2 separate regions of the Homo sapiens genome follow, and region 1 is linked to region 2. Evidence: chromatin loops called from intact Hi-C (ENCODE). Cell type or tissue: adrenal gland. All regions are shown on one strand.

Evidence for each region. A loop is a pair of places that touch in the nucleus more often than their neighbours do. Peaks named below come from ENCODE experiments on the same cell type or tissue, not always from the same donor. Only the 100,000 strongest peaks of a DNase experiment are listed, where the experiment ranks them.
Region 1: a loop joins it to region 2, with 2.2 times the contacts of the local background. A loop is called at or near these places in 18 of 110 quality-filtered maps.

What each region holds. Positions count from the first base shown.
Region 1 is chr21:36,101,764-36,109,763 of GRCh38, reverse strand. The region is part of intron 1 of CBR1-AS1 (CBR1 antisense RNA 1); the gene reads left to right. LOC105369306 (a long non-coding RNA gene) reads right to left here and starts at 4,883. Exons shown (of 2, transcript NR_147887.1): 1 at 4,641-4,883; 2 at 74-2,166. RefSeq lists a silencer at 3,307-3,507 and an enhancer at 4,526-5,027. In adrenal gland, a CTCF peak has its summit at 4,930 (motif pointing right); a DNase peak (open chromatin) is centred at 4,923; H3K4me3 peaks cover 662 bases.
Region 2 is chr21:36,041,986-36,049,985 of GRCh38, reverse strand. SETD4 (SET domain containing 4) reads left to right here. Exons shown (of 12, transcript NM_017438.5): 5 at 1,590-1,678; 6 at 3,975-4,404; 7 at 6,030-6,204. Among named protein-coding and RNA genes, the nearest start is that of SETD4, 15 kb to the left of the region's middle. In adrenal gland, no CTCF peak of the experiment used is centred here; no DNase peak of the experiment used is centred here.

The DNA.
Region 1 (8,000 bases), 60 kb before region 2:
AGGGAGGTTTTAGTAAGTGCCGTTTTTATAAACCTCTGCACCAACGCAGACAAAACTCCTCAGACACTGGATTAAAGAAGGAAGAGGTTTACTTGGCTGAGAGCATCGGCAGACTTGCATCTTAAGAGCTGAGCTCCCTGCAAACTGAATTCTTGGCCTTTTTAAAGGCTTACAACTCTAAAGGGGTCCACATGAAAAGGTCGTGATAAATCCAGCAAGCGTGGGGAACGTGACTGGAGGCTACATGCATCAGCTAACAGAACAGAAAGTTTTGCAATGCTTTTTCATACAATGTCTGGAATTTACAGATAACACAAGTAGTTTAGGTCTGGGGTTGATGTTATTATTATTACCTTTTTAACTCCTAGGGCCAGGTGGTGGTGCCAAGGTTGTCTGGCTATTTATCTTACTTTTGCTTCTTTCCAGCTTTTTGCTTTCTCTCTTTCCTCCTGTCTTGTGAACTAGGCAAGGTGGTGGGAGGAGGGCAGCAGGAGTTGTAGCGGTCTCCTTCCTTAGTGTGACACAACACCCGACAAGAATAAGCACACCTATGATGGCTGCGATGGAAGTAAGAATTGGGGCTACTATTCTTTTCCATTTACTGAACCACTTTTCCAGCCATCCTGTAAAGGGGTCATTTACCCCCGAGTTATTGGCTAACTCAGGATAGAGCAGTCAGACCTTGCAATGCCTTTGTTATACTTCCATTAGGGGCGGTGTTGTTTGGGATGAAGTTACAACATTGATTTTTAATTATGATGCAAATTCTTCCTTTTTCTGCTAATATCATGTCTAAGGCTATCCTATTTTTCCCAAGCCATCTGGCTAGTAGCCCCTAATTGCTCAGCTATTCCTTTAACAGCATCTCTAGTGTAGTTAATGGATGGCTGTTGGTTGTAATAGATGTAGTTTATCCAATTTACATTTTATTGTCACCCACCAAAATATTGACTCAAATCCTGCAGCTATTTGATTTCAGGCTTTAAATTGATCTGGTATTCCCTGTGGGACTGTAATTATGTCTAAATAGATGTGAGAGTCAAAAGACCCATAAGGGGCTTCTTTTGCTTTATGATATCTTATTTTTCCTTTCTCTGGTTGATGAAATGCCAGCGTGAAAGGGATAGCCAACTGGACTAAAGCAAGTGCCACTTCAGTTACTCGGCAGAGTGTCCAGTAAAGGTCCATCATAATACCACTACACATCTGCTCAGGGATGAGTAAGGGCTAATTGGTAAGCTCTTGAAATTTCTTAATCTCACTGCATCCCTTCAGGACTCCAAGGAACGCTAAGTTTCCTCCCGGTCCTGAGAGACACGAAGTGAACTTAGTGTTGGGAGATGGAAGCTGGATGGCCCTTGGGGGCTGACCCGCAGGGTGTTGAACTTCGGGATGTAGCAGAGAGAGAGCTTGGCACGACTTGTTACCCCAGGCTGAATAATCCTGGGAAAGATCTGCCATGCAGGCCATGCCCAGTCAACTAGAGGGCCACCCTAGTGGAAAGGGGACAATCTGGGCTTCTGGCCTGTCATGTGCACAAGCATAAAAATTGCCTTTGTTTAACGTGTGGACAGAATATTTAATCAATTTTAACCAGGCATTTACATTTTTATACCCTGTTTTAATGGCTATGGTTTGCCTTAGGTCTCCTATTTCTACTACCGGGACCTTGCTTTTGTCATTTGGCATGAGGTGAGTCATAGTTTGATTTTGTAGGTTTGGGAAAGGGGCAGCCATAGGAGGTGGAGGAGGGAGAACAAAGCCCACCTTAAAGAAGCCCATAGGATCCTTTCCAGTGACCTCTGCTCCTAAACCACAGAAGCGTTCTAAAGTGGGGTTAGAGTTGCTAGTGGTAGGAATAGTAATGGATATAAGCACTGGGTAAGGAAGGGAAAGGAAAAGATAGATAGACTAAGCTTTCCTTAGCTTTAATTTGGTAGGGCTTGATCCAGGAACAATGGCCCATGATTCTGAGGATAATGGTGCTTGCTTGACTCATGTGTGATGTGTCCATCTCTTTCCAACCTTACGAACAGCAGTCTCAGTGGTTAGCAGCACAAGGTAGGGTCCTTCCCGGGCTGGCTCGAGTTTCCCTTCTTTCCCCTCTTTGATGAGAACGTGATCCCCAGGCTGATGCTGAGGCACTGGAAAGTCCAAAGGCAGCACCTGTGCTAAAAGACCTCTGTTTTAAGGGAAGAGAAGGTGGAGGATAAACCGAGTATATAATTTCTAAGAAATTGATCTTTTGTTTTAAACGTGGGGATATCAACAGTGGACTTTATAGTCCTTCATGCTTTCTTGTTGAGAAATTTTCTTTGGCACCTATTTTTATTAGTTTTTAGACCAAAGAAGGCCAAACACCATTTTGTATTTGACAATGCTTCCTGTATGATTTTTATACCAGATAAGCTAAATTTCATCTTTATATTAGTGTGTTATTAATGTTAAACTTAATTTTAGTAAAACCTTGTAGACATATTTATCCAATTTTTAATGTCTGATCATAATGTAAGATTTTTACAGACTCTTTTTAACCTTTTTATAATTTTTGTTAAAGAGCAGGTTAGTGCTTTAAGAAAAACCTGTTGTGCTTTTATTTTAATGTCCAGTTCACAGAAAAACTGGATGATACCCCTTTAACTTCAGCCAGTATGATTACACACAGAATTTCCTTTACAATTAACATTTCAAAACTTGCTTAAACCTTTAAAACAAAATGTATTTTTTTAACCTTTTAATGTAGGTAAAAATCCACATTCTTATGCCTCCTTGTAATCCTTTTACCAAAAGTATATTCTACTTTCCTTACATACCTTGCACACAAACTCTTTCTTCAATAGTTTTACATTCAGGAGGCCTAATTACTTTTAAATTATACATTTCTTGCATAAATTCCCTTTTATAACATTTTTTCACGACTTTCACAGACAATTCTTCAACATGCCTCAACTTTCTAACTTGTTGCCAACATCCCTTTCTTTAAACAACCAGTTAATTTACTTTAAGAATTTACCATAACATTCCTTTTTACATAAATTCTACCCCCCCCCCTTTTTTTTCTCAAATATGATAACCATTCTTTTCCCAAGTGAACTTCATGTCTGTGTCTAAGGCCACAAGATTAGAAGTTAGGATAATACATGTTACACTGTTAACTTTTAGCAAACTTTGCTTTTGTTGAAAACCTTGTATGTTTGGGATTTCAATTATTCTTTGCTATTAATAAGACCTCGTTCAGTCCCTGTTAACTTAGAATTTGTATAGATGGCTCCTTCCTGATTCTGTAAGTACTTTAAGGCTTGGCTGAGTGCAAACAGCTCCCACGTTTGAGCAGACCAACTACTGGGCAATTTTCCTAACTCTGCTTCTACAAGAGTTTCCTTATCACTTACTGAATATCCATCGTGTCTTTTTCCCTCAGTCACCTGGGAGGAACCATCTATCATCCTGTCCTGAAGGGAGTTCCTCCTAGGTGTGATCTGAACTTTCTATGGTAATTAAGATTTAGATCCCCTGTTAGGAAACCTGCTGGGTTAAGGGAATTTTCAGTGGCTAGTGTTAAATCATCTTTTTCTAATAGAATAGCCCCAAAAATCACAAAACTTACTAACTTACTAAAATCTCAAAACTTTAAGATTTTTGAGTTAGTAAGCTACCTTTATGCTTTTTTGACTTAGGTAGTTCTGAACTGGTGAGGTGTGCTCACAATGAGGTTTCCTTTAAAAGTTATTTTTCTACTTTCTTCTGTTAGCAAAGCAGTTGCCACTACAGATTGAATGCATATGGGCCATCCGTGGGTTACTGGGTTAAGGATTTTTGATAGGAAGGCTACGGGTTGTCAGTGGCCTCAGTGCTTTTGGGCTATGCCCTTGTTAACACTGGCAACAAGGTGGTATTGGAGTGTTATAGGGTCATGGAGAAGACCTTCAATCATTAATTACAGGTTTTAAATTTACCCTGGCTTTTAAAGGAATAGGTTACACTGTTTTCTCTTTACTACTTCTCTCTCTCTCTCTGACTCTGTCTCTCAATTTCTCTCTCTTTGACTCCCTTTTTGTCTCTCTGTCTCTTTCTCTCTCTCTCTCTCTGCCTCTTTCTCTCTCTCTCTGCCTCTCTTTCTCTCTCTCTCTGCCTCTCTTTCTCTCTCTCTCTCTCTGTCTCTCTCTTTGACTCTCTCTTTCTCTGCCTCTGCCAGCCGCTTATGCCGCTGTTCTCCCCTCTCCTTCCCCTTTCCCTAGGGGAGGGACCGGCAGGAGTGGAGTTACTCTTTCTTCCCCTGAGAAGAAAGGCAAGGGGAGTCCTGAATATTTTTCTTGCTACTGGAGGTTTGTGTGAGGTTCATGAAACTTGCAGAAGACTCAACCCCTCAAACCAGGGGTGTCTCGCTTTGCCTGCCCTGGAAGGCTCAATCCCTTAAATCAGGGATGTCTTACCTTGCTGCTCTGGGAGGTTGACCTGTTTCCTCCCTTTCCCCCTCTCAAGGTCCCTTGCACACTTCCCACTTGTGTTGCCCTCTCTGGCTGCTCCCCCAAGGGAGAATTAGGCCCCTCTTAGTGTCGGTGTGCCAGTATAAATCCCACGGCAGGATCCGCCCTAAGCCATATGAGGTAGCTACGGAACTGCGGAGAGGTCCCACTCACTCTGTCCAGCAGTAGGTCTTGTCACCATCCACATGAACAACACCGCAGGTAGGGTTATTTGTGATCATTCATGCACACACACATTTAGCCCTCCGGAATTTGACCACCAAGGGAGTACTTTACTGGCTCCGGCGGCTTCTCCTTCCTTGGTCTGTGCACAGAGTCATCGCCGCAGATGTGAGGATCCTTTAAGCTAGGTTGCTGGCCAGTTTCTTTCAGCGTTGCAGAGAGCTCCGGTTATTCCTCGCACTGGGTGGTCCTGATTTCTCACCCCTGAGGCCACCACAAGGGGGCGGGGTGCGCCTCCTCAGGAGAGAGAACCGGAGACCGCCCCTGGGGGAAATGTAATCAAGGGTGAGCCCTGAAATTGTTATAAAGTTTCGGTGCCGCAAAAGAAATAGCACTCAAATATAAAATTTTCTTTTTAATTCTCTGCAAGGCCATGTTCTTCTATAAAAGGGTGCGCCCTGACAGATGGAGCGATGGTGAGCGCACACTTGGACAAAGGAGGGGAAGGGGTCCTTATCCCTGATGCACGTGGCCCCTGATGCTGTGTCATTTCCCTATTGGCTAGGGTTAGATCGCACAAACTAAACTAATTCCAATTGGCTAATTTAAAGAGAGTGACGGGGTGAGCGGTTTGGCAGGAAAAATGGTTATGGCAGAGTGAGAAATCGGAATGAGTCAGGGTGGAGAATGAGTCAGGGAGAAGCAGGTAATCAGAATGAGTCCGGGTGGAGCAGGTAATGGAAAAAGGTTGCTTTATGAGGAAGTTAAGTTTATAAGTAGAAGGCAAAGAATTGAACATACTGACATATTGATTCTTTGAAGAGAAATTTAGAACTCATATCTAACAATTTTCCTCTACTTTACTAGAGGTGTTAACCTAAGATATAGAATTTCCTTTTGGGGAGGTCTATGAAGTTCCTTGGTTTTATTTTCCCAAACAAAGAAACCTCTGGGTTATGGGCACCCTACTCACTTTCATTACCTGGCAGAATTTGCAGGAGAATTGTCCAGAACTAGCATATTGATCCAGGTTTTTATGTTAACCATCCCCCTTTGATTCTTCCAAGCTGCAGGAGATCACCACTTGATTCACAGGAATAAGCAGGGTTAGTCTAAAATGTAGGCGAAAAGCTTAAAAACAATTAATGAGACTAGGATTTAATGACAAATGTATGATAAGCTTTGGAGAACAATTTCTCTCTCCAGTCCTCATTTTTGGTAAAAACAAATTATGATAGGACTGTGTGGGTTGTTCGTAGAATAAACTTTAGTCTTATACTTGGCCTGATTATTTGCATAAAGTGCAGCAAGAATGGTTGTTTCTATGTAGGCCTTTGGATTGGCTTTGATGAAACTCTGTTCCACAAGGAATTTCAGATAAGATCTTTAAAGCTGAGCCCAGCCATGGGTTTGTATCCTCAAATACCTGTGAGTTGGGTAATCCTCTCCTCTTGAGGGTCTAAGATAAACTTGGAGCTGCTGGACCTGTTAGAAAATGACATTCTTTACTGACCACAATTTAGGAACCTTGTGCAGGAACTGTGTAGACAAGGTATGAGGCCAGTTCTCCTTAAGGGGCTTTTATTGGGTCTGCATGTCAAGCTTCATTCCTTAAAGGGAAACACACCCTTTCAGTCAAAGCCTTGGTAAAATAACCAGTTTTTTCAATTGTGTCCTGTTGACAAAGAAAAATGGATTCTTATTGCACTGATGCAAATATTGCCATAAGTTAAGAGTACTCACAGATAGTTTCCAAATTCTAGAGGAACCAGGCAGAGAAAAACAAACACACTCCAAATTTTGTTTACAGTAGTATACCTTACTCAATTATTAAAGGCCATAAATAGTTCAAAGTAAGTTTCCTTCACTCTGAAAAATAAAACAAGGATCAGCAATATTCCAAGCAAGAGTCAAAAAGTTGCTTTAACCTTCTGAGTGCTGTCCGTCTAGTTAAATCTTGTTTTGCTTGATATTTGTGAACATGTAAGCTCATTATGAGTCCCATACATTCTCTATTCCAATGTTACAATCTTCAAAGCTACTAAAAACCTGTATTTGAGAATGCCTGTTAAATTCTTTAATATAGCTTGATTATAAACCATCTTTTGAGAAGGAACAAAGCAAGATAACAATTGTCTGTGAATGACAAGATTTCCAGGATATTTATAGTTAACAACATGATTAACAAATTTATTCATTTCAGTGGTTTACAATAACTTTACCCTTAATTATGATTGATAGCATATACTTAGACATCAGAATTTTAGAAATCATATGTAATTTTGGAACATATAATAGTATTTTTTAAAATTATTTTTATGAAATGGAGTTTTGCTCTTGTTGCTCAGGCTGGAGTGCAGTGGCATGATCTTGGCTCATTGCAAACTCTGCCTTCTGGGTTCAAGTGATTTTCCTGCCTCAGCCTCCCAAAGTAGCTGGGATTACAGGCACCTGCCACCACACCTGGCTAATTTTTTTGTATTTTTAGTTGAGATGGAGTTTCACCATGTTGGCCAGGCTGGTCTTGAACTCCTGACCTCAGGTGATCCACCTGCCTCAGCCTCCCAAAGCACTAGGATTATAGGCTTGAGCCACTGTGCCCGGCCAGAATATATTAGTATTATTTAGCAAAGTATAACTTAAGATTGGACATCATTTTGGCAATCTCATGTGATTAAATATGTCAGATAATCCTGTTTATCTCTTTTCTGAATGTTTCAGGGGCCCTCTGAACCATCAAAAAGCCAGGCATCAGGAACGACAATTTTGAAACTTGAAGTCTGATTTTAGGATGCCTGTTAAATGTTCAAGGTTTAAAACACTTGATGTTATGAAATGGAATTCCAGATTGCCATACATTATTTCTTTTGCCAAAATGGTGACTTAAAAGGCAAAAACTGTTCGTTGGCCTTTACTATGACATGAAAATCCTGTTCAAACCCAAATTTTACCCTTGCATTAGTTTATTAATATTAACCCCAATTTGTTTAAATTAAACCTTATAGATCATTCCATCTAACCTTAACCAATTTGACCATGAGGTGAAATCTTTACAAACCTTTCATAACCCTTTTACTAAAGGACAGATTAGTGTCGTAAGACCTCTTTGCTGTGCTTTTATTTCAATGCTCAATTTATGAAAAGATCATATAATACACTTTTAAGTTTAGTTAATGTTCACTGTTGAACTTTTAGCAACTTTTATTTTTGGTGAAAAACCTGGTTAGTAATCTATTTTAATTATGTACCAGATGTGGATCCTAGGACTCAGACAGAAGTGCAGATAAAGTCTGACGTTTCAGCATCTAGGTCCATGTGTCCCAAGCCTTACCTATCTGAAAAGCGGGCAGT
Region 2 (8,000 bases):
TTCAGTAGTATTAAGTACATTCATATTGTTGTACAATATTTTTGTTTTTGGAGGAAGGTGTAATTGACTTTATTCTGTAGCAGAATTTGGGGATGAGAAATGTCATGTATGCAGCAGTAACTACAGGTAGTTTTTGTTTAGGTCATGAAATAATTGGCAGTTGTTTCACATGTACATTCAAATATGGTTGTTTTATCAAAAGTTTTTGAAAATTGAGACATATTTTACATATAGTGAAATGCACAGTGAAGTGTACAGTTTGCATTTTGATGATAAAGAGATTTACCCAAATATTTTCAAACCAAAAGATCATAGGATGTTGGAATGGGAAGTGACCATAGTGATCATCCAGCTTAATCTTGCTTTACAGATGAGGAAACCAGAAATTGATCCCGGAAGATTTTTTGGCTGAGATTTTTTTTTTCTTTTTTGAGACGGAGTCACGTTCTGTCGCCCAGGCTAGAGTACAGTGGCGCAATCTCGGCTCACTGCCACCTCTGCCTCTCGAGTTCAAGTGATTCTCCTGCCTCAGCCTCCCGAGTAGCTGGGATGACAGGTGTGCACCACCATGGCCAGCTAATTTTTGTATTTTTAGTAGAGATGTGGTTTCATCATGTTGGTCAGGCTGGTCTTGAACTCCTGACCTCAAGCGATCCACCTGCCTCAGCCTCCCAAAGTGCTGGGATGACAGGCATGAGCCACCGCGCCTGGCCTTGGCTGAGATTTTTAACCAACTTAGATGCCAGTTAGAATTAAAGGAGAGTCTTACATCTGGCTTCTTCATGCAGTGTTTATTTAAACTGTTTTCTATTACTTTACATCTAATTTTTCTTTCCATGGTTCTATCTCCGTGGGAGACACTGAAAACGATACTCTTGCAAGTGGTAGAGTTCGACGCTTACTGTGTTGGGCATGCTGGCCTTTCTTTAGCTCATAAGCGTGGGTTATGTAGAGAGCAGACCATCACCTGGCCACTTGGATTTCACTGGATACAATTTTTTGGGGGTAGTTTCTGTCTGTTTACTATTGGTAGCACTATTTCCTGGCATAAGAAAGTGAAGAAATAGGTGAAACCCTGTCTCTACTAAAAATACAAAAATTAGGCACCATCATGGTGATGGGTGCCTGTAATCCCAGCTGCTTGGGAGGCTGAGGCAGGAGAATCGCTTGAACCTGGGAGGTGGAGGTTGCAGTGAGCTGAGATCACGCCATTGCACTCTAGCCTGGGAGACAAGAGCAAAACTCCATCTCAAAAAAAAAAAAAAAAAGTGAAGAAACAGTATAATTTGAATTGTCAGCATGTTTCCACCACTCATTCTGGTGAAGGGTTGACTGCTTGTGGGTGTCAGTCACATAATTGACCTTTCATTTTTGTTGGGGCTGTGGGGCCTCGCCTTGGAGCAGCCTCGTGTGCATCTGCTGACTCGCAGAGTTGGGAGCGACTCCATTGGTAGGCTCATTGGTGGCTTTTGGTTGAGTTACAGTGGGTTACTGGTAGGTGATTGTGGGATCAACGACTTTGTAAGACTCATACTCATGGGTCCTTCCCAAAGCATAGGCGTCCTCAACTTTACTTTCCTTTTGGCCAGGAGGGACAGATGATTATTTCGTTGCCTGAGAGTTGCCTGCTCACCACGGACACAGTGATTCGAAGCTACTTAGGGGCATACATTACTAAGTAAGTGACCACACACTTGCTTACCTGGTGCAAGTGCTTCTCCTTAAGGTCTGTCAATGGCAAATATGTCACTTGAGACACAATTCATTAGAACCCAGTCCCTTGTAGAGCTGATAAATAACCTGAATGATGTGAAAAGTTTACTCCATTCTAGAAAGTTTGCCCTCCCTCCCTGCCTTCCTGCCTGCCTGCCTGCCTGCCTTCCTCCCTCCCTCCCTCCCTCCTTCCCTCCTTCCCTCCCTCCCTCCCTCTCTTCCTTCCTTCCTTCCTTGTCTCTCTCTCTCTCTTTCTCTCTCTCTTGCTTGAGATGGAGTCTCACCTGTTGCCAGGCTGGAGTGCAATGTCGTGATCTTGGCTTATTGCAACCACTGCCTCCCAGGTTCAAGTGATTCTCGTGCCTCAGCCTCCCAAGTAGCTGGGATTACAGGTGCCTGCCACCACGCCCAGCTAATTTTTTTTTTTTTTTTTTTTTTGTATTTTTAGTAGAGACAGGGTTTCACCATTTTGGCCAGGCTCGTCTTGAGCTCCTGACCTTGTGATCCACTCGCCTCAGCCTCCCAAAGTGCTGGGATTACAGGTGTGAGCCACCGTGCCCGGCCAGAAAGTTTGTTCTTAATTCACTGTAAATGGCATTTCTAAGGTTTTTAATAGGCTTCCTGGAGTGTGGGTATGATATCCCGATCCATCACTGACTAAGAAATAAAAATTAAATGGGATAATATATGTAAATCACAGCTGAGTGCCTTGGCTCATAGTAGCCTCTTCTCTTCCATCATAGTAGCTCTTGACAAATGTAAGTTACTCTCTCTTATTTCTACCGTTATTGTACTTCAGTTTTCCTTGAACTTTGAAGAGCTGTTAATTTTGTGAAAGAATTAGTTTTATTTAGGTATAGAAGAGAGGAGGCTGATGGGGAAGAACTGTTTTCTGGCACACGTTCTGCTGGGCCTTTGTTTTGGGGCATCTTTGAGGACAGAGTGAGAGCGACCCGCAGTGGAAGGGATTTCTAAATACAAGGGTTGAAAGAGTATACCGTTTTTTTCTTTCTTTTTTGAGACAAGGTCTTGCTGTGTTGCCTAGGCTGAAGTGCAGTGGCGTGATCTTGGCTCCCTGCAACCTCCACCTTCCGGGTTCAAGCAGTTCTCATGCCTCAGCCTCCCAAATAGCTGGGATTACAGGTGTGCGCCACCATGCCCTGCTAATTTTGTATTTTTAGTAGAGATGGGGTTTCTCCATGTTGGTCAGGCTGGTCTCAAACTCCTGGCCTCAAGTGATCCACCCACTTTGGCTTCCCAAAGTGCTGGGATATAGGCAAACGGCCACTGTGCCTGGCGTATACTGTCTCTTAACCATTAGGTAAGTGCTGGTCTTTTTTCCCCCTGGCATGTTTTTGGAAGAGAGTGAATAGGTCTTTTAGGCCTGTGTAGAGACAATGATGCTGTCATTGTTAACATTTTCTGAATCATTCTGAAATTTTGAGTAGAATGTATGGCAGTATAGGAATCTGGATGTCGAAGGATTGATGAAAACTTTCTAAATACATTCAGGCAACATGAGATCTTTTTATCGGCAATTGTGCAAGTAAAAATACTGTGATACATAATTTGTAATAGAGCAGGTAAACTTAGGAATAAAAGCTTTAGAACTGCAACAACTGTATATGAGCATATTCAGTTTTGGTTTAGGTTGGTGCCCTCCAATAGAGCTTTTAGCAATGACAGATGTTTTTTATGCATTGTCCAGTATGGTGGCCACTAGCTCTGAATGGCTATTGTGCAATTAAAACATAGCTTATCTTACCAAGGGATTGAATTTTAAATATTCAATTCTAAATAATTAAAGGTTAAATTTAAATAGCTCTGTGTACCCAGTGATTACTATATCGGATGGTGCAGGTCTCAGTTCTTTCCACCATTTTTTCCCCACCATATTTTATATCTTTACATAGGTGAGACAAATGGACTTAGGTCAAAAGGTTTACAACTGGAGAACCAAGTTGGAAGCAAAGAGGTTTTTTTGCAAAGAGGAATCTCTTGCAAACAAACCTGGAACTTGGCTTAGTGAGTCAGTTTTTCTGACATGTAAGTATGGCTCTTTCAGAGCACTAGCACTGGGGCTGTGCTCCCCTGGAGAGGAAGAGCCTTAAGGAAGGAAGGAAGGAACTCTTGAGTCTGTTAAGTAAACTGAGTGTGTTGACAGTTTGAACACACTCCTTCTGGCAGCAAAACAAACTGCTTGGCTTATTTCGTATTTTGAATCAAAGTAATTCCTTTAAACTGGCTTTTAATTTTCAAAGGTGGAAGCCTCCTCCATCTCCTCTGCTGGCGCTGTGCACCTTTTTAGTTTCAGAAAAGCATGCTGGGCACCGATCTCTTTGGAAGCCTTACCTGGAGATTTTACCCAAGGCGTATACCTGCCCTGTTTGTTTGGAGCCGGAAGTGGTGAACCTTCTTCCCAAATCTTTAAAAGCAAAGGCTGAAGAGCAGAGAGCCCACGTGCAGGAGTTCTTTGCTTCCTCCAGAGACTTTTTCTCTTCTCTGCAGCCTCTGTTTGCGGAGGCTGTTGACAGCATCTTCAGCTACAGTGCCCTGCTGTGGGCTTGGTGCACCGTCAACACCAGAGCCGTGTACCTGAGGCCCAGGCAGCGGGAATGCCTTTCTGCAGAGCCGGACACCTGTGCACTCGCTCCGTACCTGGACCTGCTGAATCATAGCCCACATGTCCAGGTGAGAAGCTGACAAGGGAGCAGCTATTCTATTTGGATAGGAAGGCTTCCGCTGCCCAGAACCTGTGGCTGTAGATGTGGGTGGCACCACAGGGAGAGGTGTCGGCGGCTTCAGGTGACCCTGTCAGGTTGGCCTGACGTCAGGAGGCTCCTGTTGTTCTTCTAGACCCCACTATCCCTCCCGCAGTGCTTGCCTTGGCCCCTTTTCTTCACTCTGCTCTTCAGGCCTACAGAGCCTCGTGCTGCATCCTCTGTCCGGTCTTTCCCAGCAGCCTGTGGTGCGGAGCCTTCCTTCCTTCTCCCTCGTTCCTCCTTCCGGGACTGAAGCTTAGCTTGCTTTCCTGCCCCGTCCCTTTTAAACTGGTGTTGTAGCTGTCACAGCATTTCTCTTCGCTCTGATCGCTGACTGACTTGCTCTTTTTCCCACTGAGCTCTGAAATCTTTGAGAATGGGGTCTTTGTCTTGTTCCTCTTTGTCACCTCAGTGCTCATGGCAGGGCCTGGCACATAGTAGGTGTTCAGTAAATGTTTATTGAATGGATGGGTATTTGTGGGGAAAGGGTTCTGGGAAATAATGAAAGAAACCTGATTTGGGAGGTGGTCACAGATCGCCTCCTCCCCAGCGCTTTCCCCAGGTGGCTCATTTAGGAAATGAGTGTATTTGCAGGGCATGCAGGGGTAGAGGCCTGGCTTGGAGAGCGGAAGAGAGTCCATCAGTTGGCTCACCTGTAACCACTTTGGGGTGTGTTGTGGAGGGACATGGCTGGGATCTGTGTCCTGGCCGTCGCCTTCATCTGACATTCCACTGGAGAAGAGCAGCCATGCCTTGTGAGCCCACGTGCTAAGCTTTCGTGCTCTCTACGTGAGATCAGAGCTTAGGGAGGTTCCCGCTCTGCTTTCTTAGCCCAGGAACAAGGGCTGTCTGCTTGTTACTTTTGTAGAAAGAAGTATCTTTAATAATCGGGAGCAAAGGAGCCTGGGATTAGGTGAGTGTTTCTGTGGTTGATGTTGACGAAATAATATCAGGAGTGTGTAGTGTGATAGGATGCTAGACATGGGGACTCCGTCAGCAGTGATTTATTTTTATTGGGACTTTTGGTGCATTTATGTGCCAAACCAATGAGTTTATAGTTTACTGTAGGAAGACCACAGCACGAACTACAGCCTGTGGGCGTGTGGCCCAAGAGCCCTGAGCTAAGAATGGTTTTTACACTTTGAAAGGATTGTGAAAATACAACAACTTGTGACAGAGACCACATAGTGCTGGCAAAGCTGAACGTATTTACTCTCTAGCTTTTTACAGATAAAGTTTATTGGCACCACCATGTCCTCCTTCCCTGGGCTGTGAGTGGACGTGACCAATAAACTGCTGATGATCTCATCTGTGCTGTGTCGGGTGTCGTGGTGTGGCCACCCCCAGAGCCCTAGGGCAGGACTCCCTCCGTCATCAATGGGGTGAAGTCGAGGTGGATGAAACCGGAAGTGGCATTTTCCCTATGCGTAGTTACATTTATTGATGGGTGTTTGAAAGCTGCACCTGACTCACATTAATATTATGTAATAACTTAATCAGCTTTGGAGTTTTACACCTTACTTTAAAAAATACCTTAACAGTTTTTCTTTCTAGGTAAAAGCAGCGTTTAATGAAGAAACTCATTCTTACGAAATTAGAACGACTTCACGTTGGAGAAAGCATGAAGAGGTATTCATCTGTTACGGCCCTCACGATAATCAACGGCTGTTCCTGGAATACGGATTTGTTTCTGTCCATAATCCTCATGCTTGTGTTTATGTCTCAAGAGGTTGGAATCAACTTTGTTCTTAACATTAACACTATATAATTTTTTTCCCCATTTGGAGATGTGTATTTTCAGTTTTAATAAAAATATCAAAACCTTAAGACTGACATACATATCACTAATTTTCTTCTAGGTAGGCCTAGCCTTACTCTTACTGGCTGTAATTTCAGTGTTGAAGTAAAAACAACGAAGTTTTGACTGATATTTTGAGAAGTTTTCATTGCATTGGGTCAGAAGATAGAATGGAAGAAAAGGAAAACTGCTAAGGAAATAAATACAGTATTAAAGGATGGAAATGTTTATACTGAGACGTTGTCACTGGCACTAAAGAAAATAGGATTAGAGAGCAATGAATAAAAAATATTTATTAAGCACCTACTGTGGGTAAGACACTGTGTTAATCACAGAGATAAATCTACCTATAGTCCTTGTTTCTGGAGGTTGTTGCCATGGTGAGATTTGATTTCATGTATGTTCTTTTGTGATCTATTAACCTAGCCATCATCATTGATTTTATTATTTTTGAGTCAGAGTCGCACTCTGTTGCTCAGGCTGGAGTGCAGTGGTGTAATCTTGGCTCGTTGGAACCTCCGCCTCCCAGGTTCAGGTGATTCTTGTGCCTTAGCCTCTGGAGTAGCTGGGATTACAGGCACGCACCACCATGCCTGGCTACTTTTGTAATTTTAGTAGAGACGGGGTTTCGCCGTGTTGGCCAGGCTGGTCTTGAACTCTGGCCTCAAGTGATCTACCTGTCTCAGCCTCCCAAAGTGCTAGGATTGTAGGAGTGAGCCACTGTGCCTGGCCTGGTTTTATTATTACTATTTTTAATATTTGTTTTTTCATATGATAGAGACAGTGTCTTGTTATGTTGCCCAGGCTGGTCTTCAACTCCTGGGCTCGAGATCCTCCTGCCTCAACCTCCCAGAGTGTTGGTATTATAGGCGGGAGCTACCGTGCTTGGCCCAGTTTTATTATTTTAAAATAGTAAGTTAGCCATTACACTTAAGATGTGAAAATTCCAAATATAGTGTTAAAAAAGTACATAGAAGACTGATTTTTCCCTTTCTGAAACTGTAGAGAAGCAGTTTTCTAGGCCATGAAAAAACGGCAAGAGCCTTATTAAATATATAATTTGAAGCATTTTTAAATATAGATTTGATTGGAGATAGAAACTTGGCCAAGCTGTTACTACTCCATCTTATAGGCAGAATAATAATGTGATTTCTCAAAATAAAAATAGAAAAGCAAAAACTGGGTCTTGCTGCTAGAAAACCAGCTTCGAGATTGGCTTCATGTTTTCAAAATCCTGATAAATTTAATATTGATGTCCGCGAAGTATTCATTTGTTGAATAAATTAATTTGAGCAAAAATTATATTTTAGTTATATTTACATTTTTAAAATAAAATAGAAAAATCCCTTATTACCCTGCTTCTCCAAATAGCTCTGTTAATTTGTGCATATTTACTTTAAGTTTTTTGTAGTTGCAGTCACTAATATCCAGACTGCTTTGAATTCTGGTTTGGAAAAAGCTCAGTATTGTAAACCTTTCCTCATGTTTTTGCAGGGCCTCTACTTTTGTTGACTGTAAATTTTCAACAGTCATGCTGATGTCCTAATGACCTGCTTGTTTTTGGTGGATTTACTTAGTGGGAGCAGGAGCTGAGGTTATGCGTGTTTAGTCCTCCAGCCTTGAAATTCTTACAGCCTTTCAGGGACTCAGTACTGATGTGACTGAATTGGACTTGAAGAGTAGATTTCCTTTGTGTGAATTAGGTGGAACTGTTTATGCATGTCTGG